Regions from separate parts of the Homo sapiens genome. Here region 1 is linked to region 2. A link is a contact called in ENCODE Hi-C or POLR2A ChIA-PET data. All regions are on one chromosome and are shown on one strand. Each heading gives the region's core, a stretch centred on a gene start or an enhancer-like site at or near the end of the contact. The rest is flanking DNA. Distances are from core to core; before and after follow the strand shown.

What was found. Hi-C counts contacts between places; a loop is a spot of excess contacts on that map. ChIA-PET counts read pairs that join two places held with the same protein, here RNA polymerase II (POLR2A). Pooled maps may share reads with other maps.
Region 1: a loop to region 2 is called in a map of posterior cingulate gyrus, with 3 times the contacts of the local background. The contact joins two enhancer-like sites. A Hi-C loop is called at or near these places in 3 of 168 maps with a recorded cell type or tissue (Caco-2, Calu3 and posterior cingulate gyrus) and 5 of 50 pooled maps. POLR2A ChIA-PET finds 5 or more read pairs at or near these places in 1 of 52 experiments (A673).

Annotation. Positions count from the first base shown.
Region 1 is chr6:112,556,955-112,563,941 of GRCh38, forward strand. No RefSeq gene overlaps it. Among named protein-coding and RNA genes, the nearest start is that of RFPL4B, 210 kb to the left of the region's middle. Within about 2 kb of position 5,602, at least 2 of the 41 ENCODE cell types and tissues checked have a DNase peak (open chromatin) inside an H3K27ac peak, as active enhancers do.
Region 2 is chr6:112,327,636-112,334,307 of GRCh38, forward strand. No RefSeq gene overlaps it. Among named protein-coding and RNA genes, the nearest start is that of RFPL4B, 16 kb to the right of the region's middle. RefSeq lists an enhancer at 1,020-1,605. Within about 2 kb of position 3,081, at least 2 of the 41 ENCODE cell types and tissues checked have a DNase peak (open chromatin) inside an H3K27ac peak, as active enhancers do.

The sequences.
Region 1 (6,987 bases), core at 4,352-6,851, 230 kb after region 2:
ATCCCCTGTACTGCTTAACATAGTATTGTAGATATTGTTTCAAACATATTTGTTGAGTGAATACACAGTGACCCCTAGAAGCCTCCAGTAGTCAGCAATGCCTTCTCAAGGTCAGGCTACTTACTGCCAGCCCTCCTGCTAACTTTATATTCTATACTTTAGGTTGACATTGTAAATGACCATAGTCTGATTTGATAAAACAGTTAATACTTATTATAGCAGTTACTGTCACAGATTCCATTCTAAAAGCTTTACACCTATTAACTAATTTAAATCTTTACAGTAACCCTAAGAAGTGGGTGTTATTATCTTCATGTCTGAGGAAATGCTGATACAGAGGTGTTGTTGTGTCTTTTTTAACATCAATGTGGAAAGAGATTTAAAAATATAGATAGATGATAGATTAAAAATAGACATAGGTGTAGATTTAATCTTATTGTAGCTAGTAAACAATAAGACTTTGTATCCTGCCTCTTAGATTTATTTTTATAGTAATTGATGAAGTCCACATATAGTTATCCTTAAGGAACCTGAACCTTATCAGAAATATCACTTAACTGTGTGTGTATCAGAATATAAATGAAATGCTCTTCTCCCTCCACTCTTGTGAAATGCCTGATGAAGCTTAAGCATTTAACTTTCCTGTTGCTCTACTTATTCTCCTGTTGCCACAGCAACTAAAAATGTTCATTCCACTGCTCTTGCAGGTACCTTGCAAATACAGTTTTTTTTCTTTTTTTTTAATAAAAGACAATGAATCATATTTTAAAAAAACAATGTGGTCAATATGGAGAGCTACCATTCATGTGTTTCTTCAGCCCCAGTGAAAAAGTCTTAACTTTTCCTAGTAAAATTCTGTCATTTTAAGCATCATGTCCTGCATAATATTGGAACTGGAAAAATCAGGCTTTTATTATTCTAGAATTAAGACATGTATAGAGACTCACAATGTACAAAAGCCTATTTAGTCAGGGTTTTCCAAGAGATAGACCAATTAGATAGATAGATAGATAGATGATAGATAGATAGATAGATAGATAGATAGATAGATAGATAGATAGATAAAAGATAGATATGAGTAGGGATTTATGAGAGGAATTGGCTCACATGATGATGGAGGCTGAGAATTCTCATGATAGGCTGTCTGCAAGCTGGAAAAGCAGGAATGCTGGTAGCATGGCTGAGTCTAAGTTCAAAGGCCCCAGAACCAAGGAAGATGGTGATGTAACCCTCAGTTTTGAGAACCCTGAGGCTGCTTGTACAAATCCAAGAGTCCAAAGGCTGGAGAACCTGAAGTTCTGCTATCCAAGGGCAAGAGAAGGGCTCCCCAGCTCTGGGAGAGACAGTGAATCTTCCTTTCCTTTGCCTTTTTCTTTGAGCCCCCTCCAGATTGGATGGTGCTCACTCACACTGAGGGAGGATCTTCACCCACTCAATCCACCAACTCACGTGCCAATCTCCTACAGGAATATTCTCATAGAAACACTCAGAAATATTTCATCAGCTATGTAGATATCCTCTAATCCAGTCAAGTTGACACCTAATATTAATCATCATATTACCTATAACTTACCTGTAATATTTCTATCATCTTGAAAGGGGCGTTAACTCTCTGAAAGTTTGCCTTTACAATCTTATGTTCCATGATTTAGGAAAAAGACATATATAGTTCCTTTGCCATTTTCAAGCTTTTTATTGTCTTCACTTAGCTTTTTAAAAAAGATTTTCTAGTGTATTAGTAAATTATAAAATTGAAATAAGTTATAGCTGAAATACTGTGGCTTTAATTAGGGCTATTTTGGTTGCAAATGGCACAAATATAACCCATGCTTGTTTAAGAAAAGGGAAATGTATTATAAGCCAGCTTGGGTACCCCTGGAACCCAAAGGTAAAAACATAGAAAAGTGAAAAAGGAAAATTGAGTGATGATCTCAAACAATGCCTGGATGCTCTCTATCACTTATCTCCATTTTCTTTGCTCTTTGGCTCTGTGCTTCTCTCTCACTGCAGAGCAGCTTTAGACAAGTGTTGGAAACATAGGCAATGACAGCATTGGAATTTTACCTCTTATGGCCTAAGTCAGTAGAGAGATATTGGGCTAACTCTTTTTCCTCCAAGCTAAAAGAAAAAAAACCAACAAAATAAAAAGAGGGGAAAAATGTCTCATTGGTCCAATTTGGGTGAGATGCCACCAAAAGAACAATCAGCACTGTCCAGGAGGCAGGGTCACATAACTTACATGATAGCCAACTTGCTTTATCAACAGCAGGATTGATATTTCCACCTCTTCAAAATTCATCTTTCACTTGGCTTCCTAAACACCATTCACTCTCTGCTGTCTCTTTATCCTTCTGTATGTGTGTGCTCAGTCTTCACTGTTTGTTTCTCCATATCTTCCTGACTGATTCACACTGCAGTGCAGTGCCCAGGGCTCAGTGCTCTTCTTGGTTCTACTTACATTCACTTCCATGGTGGTCCTAAACAGGGCCCTATTATTATTAGTATGTCATCTACATGCTGCATTTTCTATTTTTATTTCTACCTCAGATATCTTCCTTTCTTTTATTTCTTTAAGTTTGCTGCCTTCAGTTGATGTTTCCAACTCAATATATCTAAAACAGTATTCTTTAATCACCCCGACCTCTCCTTTGTAACTTTTGAGCTTCTTGTTCTTCCCATAATCTTAGTTAAACATAGGCCACCCATCCTTCCATTTCTTCAGGCCAAAAATATTGGAGTCATCCTTGGTTTTTCATTGCCTTTGTGTTCTATTGTCTTCTGATATAAATAAAAGTCTTAGGCCAATCTGATTGTCATTTCTTCATAACTTAACTGGATTTTCCTCACTAAAATTTCTAAGATATTTTATCTTTCTCCTTGGTGTTCTACAACTTCACACTAATTTGTCCAGGTGTGTGTCTGTTTCTTTTTATCATGGTCAGTGGTACACAGGTCATTTCAACCTTTAAAACATGCTTCTTTTCACTCTGAGCAACTTCTTTGCATAATTTTATAATTTCTTCTCTCAGTTCTCTTCATTCTCCTTGCCTTTACTCCTAATATTCAGATACTATATCCATAATTGAGTGTTTATGTCTTTATATATTTTTTAAATTTTTGTACTATATTCTGGTTGACTTTTCAAATCTTATCTTTTAATGCCTACAATGACGGAAGAAAAAGTGTTTCTGCTCTAGAATCCTAAACATAGCCAGAATACCATTCAAGCATAATAAGATAATATAGCTATAACCAAGCTTAGAAAATTAATATGGCAAATGTCCTTTCTTTGGAAATCTCCTGAGGATTCTCTTCAAGAAAATAATGGTGACAACTAAAAACAAAAATGAAAACAATTTGGGCAACAATTTCTATATCAAAGAGTAATAAAGGTAAATAATTAACAGCACAACTGGTGTGTGGCAGCCTAGAGAGCTGGCACTCAAGCTTGGAGAAGGATGGAAGCTATGGAAAGGAGGTCCCTGAGAGGGGAAAAAAAGGACACCACATAATTAACAGTAGGTAGAGAGCTTAGAAAAAAAGTGAGGATATAATACAAGTACACAATTTTAGAATTAACACCCTCCTCACTACCACCATAAAGTTGGAGTATGGAATAATTAGGGACAGAGACTAAGCAGTTAAAATAAATGATCTCAAAGGGCTGAAATTTAGACTTTGAGTGCTAACTTACTTATATGGTTAAACTCAACCAGTAAAAAACTAGCATAATACTCAACCAATCAATAGAAAACAGCTATCAATTTCATGCCAAGATTGGTTCCAGAAGCACAGTAATAGTTCCTTTTTCTGAGTAAACTACAATCTGGTAGAGAATCAAGACGTGAATGAGATGATACCATTTGCCACAAGAATTTAGAGAAGGGAGACCCCATGTGGCACAGGGCTTGTGCATGTACAAGTGAACCTTTCAGAGCTGGGCAGACTTCCTAGTGCAGGCCAATGCCTGTGAACTAAGCGTCTTTCTCATTGGCCACTCCATCCTTAATTCACAGCAACACAGGCACTAAATAAAGGTTTAATACCATATTGTCTTGTCTTGGAACTAACAGCTTTCCTATTGTAAGTATCAATTTTCTTTAAACTTCCAAAGTTCTTCTGCGTGGGTCTTCATCAGTAATTTCTGGAGAAAAGCAATATTTTAGGATCCGAATACACCACTATGTCTTGTGGGATTCCAATTTGGGTCCTATAAGGAGCTCTTAAAAGTCTGACATTTTAGACTCTGCCTTGCCCTAACCCAGTGCTTTCTATTTCTAGGCTTTCAAAAGATCTTTCTAACTCCACTGTCCCTCTTCTTTTTGTTTGTGATATAGATTGATTTTCTTTAATATCATGTTTCTACTGTCTGTCTTTTCTTGCCCCAGCCTGGTTCTCCTGAGGTTACAAACCTCTAACAATCTTTAATATCTAATAGTTTTTAGTCTTATATTCAGCCTGTGCCATTTGTTTCTCTTTCTTCTTTTGTCCAGTCTTTTCAGCTTTATTTGCCTTGCTCTTCTTTGTCCTGCTTTGTTTTTCATTCATTCATTTATTCATTCATAAATATTAAACACTATACTAGGAGTGGGAATACAAAATCAATAAGAAATAGTCGTTCTAAAATATTTCATAATCCAATAGATCTTTAAGTGGAAGTTAGAGTAGATGTAAGACCTTCAATTGAGCTAAGAAAAATGGTCTGGCAATGCCTAATACTTAACACGAAAATGGGAGAAACAAGTTTTGCCTAGGATGCCTGAGTAAAGCTTTATAGAGCAGGTAAAAACTGAGCTGAATTTTGAGGGATGAGTAAGAGTTTAAGGAAAAAACAAAAACAGGGACTAGAGTAAGAAGGGAAAGGTATTCTAGGTGAAGGGAAGAGAATATACAGAGTTATGGAATGAGTTAGATGTTTGTGAATATCTTACTACCAGTAGTTACTCTAGCTATATTTGATTCTTTTCTTCCTGGGAAAGCAAAGTGAACCCCATCAAGGTCTCTAATGTTGCTGGTGGAGTGGTCAAGGACATTTTTTAAAATAGCTTTCATTTGGATAGTTTATATCCACTCCCATTGAAACTCCTCATTCTTCATCCTCTTCTCCCCAGGATTTCTCAGGGGTACTATATTATTACCAAATATTGGATGTAGTGAAATTTGTTAATAAACTCATCCTTTGCAAATATTAAACAGGTTATTTGTAATGACAGTTATTAAGGGGGATTTTCTAAGCCTGTATTTTGAGATGCTCAAACAATAGTCTTTGAGGGCAACTTACCAAATGCATTAAAGGAAGTCATTTGGAAACTTCTTTACTGCTTTCAGAAATAAGAGAATTGAATTTCTCTTTTGCAGCCAATTCTCTTCAGCCACACACACACACAAATGAAGGTTTACTAACACTCTTTCTCTTGAGAACACTATCTACTGTGAGTGGTGCCAACAGCTGAAAGCATCGAGCCTGCCCTTGCACTGTGAGAACACAGCTCTCTCCCAGGGTCTGCCCAGATGCTCATTAAAATCCAATGAGTACCCAACAAGGATGTGTTGTTTAGTCCAACATCATAGTTTTTATAAATAAAAGTATTTCAACTCGGTGTGGGAGGATGGACAAAGTCGAGCACCATGGTAACTGGGTCAAATGAACTCTTTAAACAGACTACCCACAAATGAATGGATGTTGACTGTGCATGCCATTTAAGGCATCACAGCTTAACATGCTCCTGCCCTGTGTAACTTCTGCTGGTCCCCAACCTTGAAAGCTTTCATGTTTCCTTCTGTACTCACTCCAATTTGTGCCTGTCATAATTGACTCTTTCACTCCTCCGTTCTTTTTCTATTTCTGTAAAGTATGACGTTTTTCTCTTATCAGTTTGGCCTATTTAAAGTATCTCATATTACTATTCAACATGTTTACTTCTTTCACAACTTCTGCATTCATAAGCTGTAACTATCTTTTCCCGTGTTTATTCCACAAATGAGAAAAAGCCACTTGACTAATGTCCTTGTCAAACAACACATATTACCAGCATAATATTCTCTTCCTAAGCACAGTAGAAATCAGGGGGAGATTAGTATACAGGAGGGGACTAAAAATAGTCCCTGCTTTTAAGGAGCTTAAAATCCATTGGGCTGTCACAAAGAATACTTTTATTAAGTCTCACTGTGTGAGGAAAATGTTTATTTCTCCCAAAGAATGGTGTGTTTTCTTTTGGCAGATATTGGAAATTATAGTATTTAGAATCGTTCTCTTGTTTGCTCTTGCTGCTAGAATGCTGAGCACCAAATGTAACGTTTTCAGACTATAATTACTTAAGCTTCAATTGCTTCCTTTTCTTTGTATGGCTTTGACTTTATACGGTTATTATAAATGGATACATATTATTGTAGGGTTAAACTTTTCTTATGCTTTTTAGGAGTGACATTGGTTTTAAATAACTACACAAACCTTTAGCTTTGACTTGGATAAAAATATAAGACATGCTCATCAAATTTGCACATGAGAAGAGGCTAGGAAAGAGCATTGCAGTATTTGGTATAATGCTGGGTCAATAGGGGCTTCATTCTTCAGGATTCCAGAGAAGTGACATCATGAGAAAAGCAGTTAGAGTGGGATGAAGCCAAGGTTACACAGTAGGTGATGGGCGGTGAAGGAATGTCAGTGGGTAAATAACCTCGTAGAGAGGGGCAGGGATTTGCATGAAGTAAATTATAGTTGTATGGGCCAGGAGTGAATTCTTAAGGGACAGAAAGTGAGATTTTAAATACTTTCCAGGTGTGTAACATTCGGGGGAAGGAAGATGCTTTTAGTAATGATTTTAAGAAAGTTTTCCTTTCAGATACTTTTTCTACAAGGCTTTTGTGGTCAACCTGATGTTTATTTGAATTTGGGGATATATTCAGATGAAAAGAAAGCTGCTTGGCTTTGGGACAGTAACAGTACAGAGACTGAGAATGTAGAGAGGTCTCAGGGGCTAGAAGAAC
Region 2 (6,672 bases), core at 1,831-4,330:
AAGTATCATATACTATGTGAGCTCTAGATGAAGACTAATTGGGGTACTTAGTAATTTCTGCAAGAAGCAGAAGTCCTATTTAAACTTTTAATGAAGAAGACACAGTATATCCTTATTAACAGGCGATAAGTAGTTTTGCTTTGATATTTTCCTCTATGACTTGTTTGGCTCTCATATAAATTATTGAATAGCTGTCAATATTTCCAATTCCTATTGAACATTTTCCTCAGGGACCCAGCCTCACAATGGATACTAAGCTCTGGTTGAAGTGCAGATTCTTATTCTAATTAGGTTAATGGAGTATATGTTTTGTGAACAGGAAGTTCTTTACTGTAGAATAGTTATCAAAAATTCCCTGTGGGACCCAAGGACAAAAGAGATCAATATTTTACTGGCAGAAAATTTCACTAGAGGAAACTTCCTTTCTGTGTCTGCTGATTTTTCTGTGGTCATTCATTAGAAAGCCTGACCCAATGGGGTTATAGACTTTGGGATGGTTATTGCTCTCAGCATAAAGGAAGAAGTCAAGAAGAAACAAATCTGTTTTAACTTTTCTTAGAAGGAAACATCACAAAACAGCTCTTGGAAAGGACATGGGTATTAGTCTTTTCCACAAGCACATCATGTTAAATCCTGTCATCTGCATTCATGGACATTCATATTTATACAGCGCTTTCTGCAGCATAAGTCCAATAAATAATACATCTCTTCCATTTCACTAATTCTGAGGTAAGTTTGCAATTATAACAACTAGGCAATGGATTCATGTTTTAAGCAAAGGGCACATTTTAGGCTTGCTAGGGTGACCAATTGCGGTAGTTTTTCCATATCCATCCTGGTTTCAGCACTGAAAGTCCCTTGTCTTGGGAAACTCTTTAGTCCCAGGTGAATTGGGACAGTTGGCCACTGTAGGTTTGGATATCGGGGGACCAGCCCCCGATATTTCAACATAGGTTCTTTTCTATTTTCTCTAAGTGTTGGCCGGTCTGATAAATAAAGGGAAAGAGTACAAAAGAGAGAAATTTTAAAGCTGGGTGTCTGGGGAAGACATCACATGTTGGCAGGTTCTGTGATGCTCCCTGAGCTGCAAAAGCAGCAAGTTTTTATTAGAAATTTTCCAAGGGGAGGGAGTGTACGAATAGGGTGTGGGCCGCAGATATCACATGCTTCATAGGCCAATAAAAGATCACAAGGCAGAAGGTCAGAGCGAGATCACAAGGTCAGGGCAAAACTAGAATTGCTAATGAAGGTCCATGTCCTGTTGGGCACACATTGTCATTGATAAACATCTTAGCAGGAAACAAGGTTCAAGAGCAGAGAACCGGTCTGACTAGAATTCACCAGGCTGGAATTTCCTAATCCTAGCAAGCCTGGGGGTGCTGCAGAAGACTAGGGCGTGTTTCATTCCTTATCTACAACTGCATAAAGCAGACACTCCCAGAGTGGCCATTTTAGAGACCTATCCCTGGGAATGCATTCTCTTTCTCAGGGCTGTTCCTTGCTGAGAAAAAGAATTCAGCAATATTTCTCCTATTCACTTTTGTAAGAAGAGAAATATGACTCTGTTCTGTCTGGCCCCACAGGCAGTCAGGCCCAATGGTTACCTCCCTTGTTCCCTGAAAATCACAGCTATCCTGTTCCTTTTGGATGCCCAGATTTCATATTGTTCAAACACACATGCTGTACAAGCAATTTGTGCAGATAATGCAATCATCACAGGATCCTGAGGTGACATGCATCCTCAGTTTACGAAGATGATGGGATTAAGAGATTAAAGTAAAGACAGGCATAGGAAATTAGAGAATTGATTGGGGAAGTGAAAAATGTCCATGAAATCTTCACAATTTATGTTCAGAGATTGCAGTAAAGACAGGTGTAAGAAATTATAAAAGTATTAATTTGGGGAACTAATAAATGTCCATGAAATCTTCACAACTTATGTTCTTCTGCCATGGCTTCAGCCCGTCCCTCTGTTCAGGGTCCCTGACTTCCCACAACATTTGGACAAATCCACCATGTGGGCTGATCAAAATTTTCTCTTTGTGTCAAATAATAATGACAACAACAAAAACCCCACAAAACCCCAGTGCTTTCAACTCTTATTTCCTTAATTAGAAACAGTCAAAGACACTGATTTCAAGTTGCAAGGAGCACAGCCAGATTTATTTACATACTTGATTTCATGTTTATTTTTCTTGTAACCTGAGGCTGAATGGTAGAAGTAAACATTCTCAGATCAAAATGGATCAAGTTGGGTCTACATTTTGAACATCAGATATTTGAATACATTCCATATCTGTATCAAGAGATCGTTTATTTTTGCCATCTCCTCATTGCTTAGAAATAGGACTTACGACAAAAGACTCAAGCATCTTTACATTTGTAGGACCACAGTACCATGAGAGGAGATTCAACTCTTGGCTTCACTATTCTCATTTTGGTTTATTTCATTTACAGTTTATTCACCCACTACACCATGCATCTTTTACTCCCCCTCTGGGAAGAAGTAGAAAACTGCATCAGTTTCTAGGACATTCCATATCAAAGAGACACAATGAAAACTGGCAGCAAGTGGCACTGCCATTGAGTGACTTCTCCCTCAACCATCTCTGCTGTGTGGTGCAATTTAAGGTGGATGAATGGCATACTCTGGGCTCCAGGCCAGCTAACTGGCCCTGGGGGAAATCATTCACACCCACGCTGATGCACACACCCTTTAAACTCTCTTTCCTGCCCTGCAGCCCCCCAGATGAAATCCTTATACTCCAGGAAGCAGCAGGTCCTTTCATTGCTGTCTCTGGGCTACAGGAATCAAAGAGCAAAATGAATGTTTTCCTCTGAGAACTGGCACTGAATAGAAGGAAGGAAATGCCTACTCCAATTCAAGCATGTTTTAATCTCTGGAGAAGTGGGTACTGGGGAGGGGCAATATTGGCTGAGGAATCAGTGGGAAAGTCATAAATTTTGTCTCTTATCCCAGCAACTAAAATTCTTCCTTTAGAGTGCCACCCACTCTTTTTTTTTTCTCCTAAAAGGATTTGGATAATGAACAATCACTTTCTAAATTCTCAAGTTCAAAAATCTCTCAGTGGAGGAAGAAAAGGGAGTTTTTGAGTAAATCTCCAAAGGCTAGATGAATCATTGAAAAACATGCTCAGAAATTTCAAGATTCACACACACCTCATGAATATACCATCTGAATCTAATCTGAAGAATCTGGCACTAAAACAAATCAACAGTTCCTTACCTCTTCCTCTCTTTGACACTTTTAATATCTAACAAGGCCAACTCATTTAATTTTTTTAAAAACAATTATCTCTCATTCAAAGATACAGATGAATAGTAAAACACCAGTGTGATCGACTTCTCAAAAGTCTGACCCACAGTCAGACAAAAACAGATTGGTGGTGGTGTGGGGGGAGGGGATTCTACATGTCAAGTGACATGGACTCATCACAATGTCAGTGTCCCGGAAACCTTAAAAAAAAAAAAAGTGGTGCTTGTGCTGGCTGTTCTAAAGTAAATGAGATTTAAGGGACATGACAAGCAAATAGAATGTAGAAACTTGGAGCTTAATTCTTAATTGTGATAGTGTGATTATAAAGGAGAATGCCTTTTTTCTTAGGTGCTACATGCTGAAGTATTTAAAGACAAAATGTCTTGACATGTCCAGCTTATTTTTAAAAGTTATCATCAATGAGAGACAGAGAATGACAGAAAGAAAAGGAGGCAAATGTTAAACAAACAAACAAATTCTGGGCTAAATATTGATTTGGAGCTCGCACTGGAAAATTCCCTGTTGCTTGTTCAAGTCCAGGCAAGTCTATGAGTTCGCCAATTGGCTTCAGGGTATAAATTGGACTATTTTGACACGTTCTAAAGATCTATCGTTAGCCTGGCTTCCATTCAAGTTTTAGCTAACAGGAAGCACTTGATTCTCTGAAGAGGTGTGTCAGAGCAGAATTACTTACAGATGTTCCTTACAGACATATTCCAAATTTGTTTCTCTCAATTAATTTTTCAATCAATTTCTACACCCACTTCATTAGATTTTACATTTAATTTGCAAGTAAAATGGCATTTGCATTTTCTTGAGTAACTGTGTCCCTTCTATTCCCTCCCATCCCCATTTCTAGAATCTCAATTATGTTATGATACGTCCCACAATAATTGCATTATAAAATGTCATGAACCATGATTATAGGGAGGCTATTCAGAAAAAATTCCCTCACTGTCTATTCACACTAAAGCCTTGATTCATAAATTTGAAAAAAAAGTTCCATGGTTATATGAGCCAGTGGAGAATCTTTGTGTTTTAATAGGTCAGATTGCCCAGGGTATTGGACCTGCTCATATATGGGAGTTTTTGAACATGATTTTAAAGTAAGTCTTTGGAGCCTCTTTTAACAATATCAAAAGTAGTTTGAAGGAAATTTACTTTTTTTTAAAAAAGAATCCTCATTGCAAATTTGACCATTTTATTCTTTTGTTGGGTCACCATTTTTGAACATCTGGCAGTCAGCACATGGGTGCAAAAGGCTCATCTTCAGCAGTTCCTTGGCAAGATCAGTAACCTAAAAATTCGGCCCTAATTCTTTGATATCTTTGAAAGACTAACCTCTCTGTCCATTGCTTACTCTTTCGTTCCACTTGTACTTGAAGTTTCATTTTTTTTTTTCTCAAAAGCATTCTGTAATTGAAGTCATTCCAATGGAAATTTTAGTGATGCTATGCTGGGCATTGTGCGGGGCAATGCAGGCGAGACATGGAGGAGTAGAATGTGGCCTCCTGGTTTGTAAGGAGAATGTGACCCAGCAGGAAATAGAAGACACATGTGCTAATTACTCTTATGTAGTGTATGGAATATTCCACATGGGAGTTGTAAACAAAGGATTCCTTACCCATGACTCCAGCACAATTAGAGGCTCTTTCCTCATGATTCAAGTGTCCATCTTCCTCATCCCCCAACATCCGGAGTCAGGCAACTACCTACTCTATTAGGGTTAGTTGGGTTACCAGTCTAGAGTGAATTTCTTGAGTCAAAGTCAGTGACATTCATTTTATACCTTTAGCACCCATCAGTGTTTTTGGTATATAGGAAGGCCTTGAAAATTATTGTAGCACAGAATGGGTGGCTGGCAGGATGATGAATGGTTATCCCAAAAGCTGACATCTCTAAATACTTCCATAATTAGACTGATACAAGCTTCAGGGTTTGGAGACCTTTGGTTTCAATCTCTTACCGATATTGCTTTATGAACCCAGGGATGAAATCACCATGGTGAGAAAAATGACAAGGAATTAGATTCTCTCATGTATATATCTGCTATTTTTTCTTTTGTAACAAACTGAAAAAATACAAGAGCATATCTTCATCTCTACTACCATGATCTTAGAAATTAGCTTCTGTACCTCCACTCACTACTTGCTCAATCTCTGGCCCAGTTTTATCATTTTATCACCAATTCCCTCTGGGACCAACTGTATCCTAGGTCAATAATTCAATTCTGGGACAACAGAGCTCCTTGCTCATCTCTGCAGGTTAGTGAGAAGATTGTAACACAGTCACTCATTAGTAAGTAGAAATAAAGTCTAGGTTTAATGGACACACTACTTCCAGTGATAAAAAGTAATCCTTGAAATATTTTTAAAGTATAAAGAGCTTTGGCTAGGAGTGGTGGCTCACGCCTGTAATCCCAGCACTTTGGGAGGCTGAGGCGGGTGGATCACTAGGTCAGGAGTTCGAGGCCAGCCTGACCAACATGGTGAAACCCTATCTCTACCAAAAATACAAATATTAGCCAGGTGTGGTGGCGTGTGCCTGTAATCCCAGTTACTCAGGAAGCTGAGGCAGGATAATCACTTGAACCCAGGAGGCAGAGGTTTCAGTGAGCTGAGATTGTGCCACTGCACTCCAGCCTGGGCGACAGAGTGAGTTTCTGTCTCAAACAAACAAACAAACAAACAAAAAAACAAAGAAACCCTAAATATATATATATATAATATATATATACACACACACATATATATACACATATATACACATACACACACACACACATACACACACACACATATATATATACACACATATATATAAAGATCTTTGAGTCCGTCTGATTACTTCCACAGGATGGGAAAGGGTTAACTCACTTTCAAACCACTTGGATTAATAGTAACATTATTTGTATAATATAAAGCCAGCTTCAAATAAATATCAAGAGGTTAATTCTATTAAATAACTTCTAAATTTTGTTACTCAGTACAATCAGTAAATGGTAAATGAAGCAAGGAAAAATACTTTTTCTTGAGTAAATGTTAAGCAAATGGTGGTATACATATAAACCCCACTGGTGACTTCTGCCTCTTTTTAGTATTATCATTGTGATGATTTGAGTTGTGACTACATGCCAGAATGATAAGTGCTTTACAAATATTATCTCTAATCCTCACAGTACTATAAATTAGGCTCTATTTTCCCTAATTCACAGATGAGAAAACTAAGTTTCAGAGGTTAAATAACTTGTCTTGGATCACGCATCTAGGAAAAGCCTCCTGGAAACCAAATTTCACTATATGAGTTAATAAAATTCATGTCTGACGTTGACCTAATCAAGGAATCTAGTGGTAGTACATGCTTGACAAGTGATAGAGTAGGTTCCATGTAACACC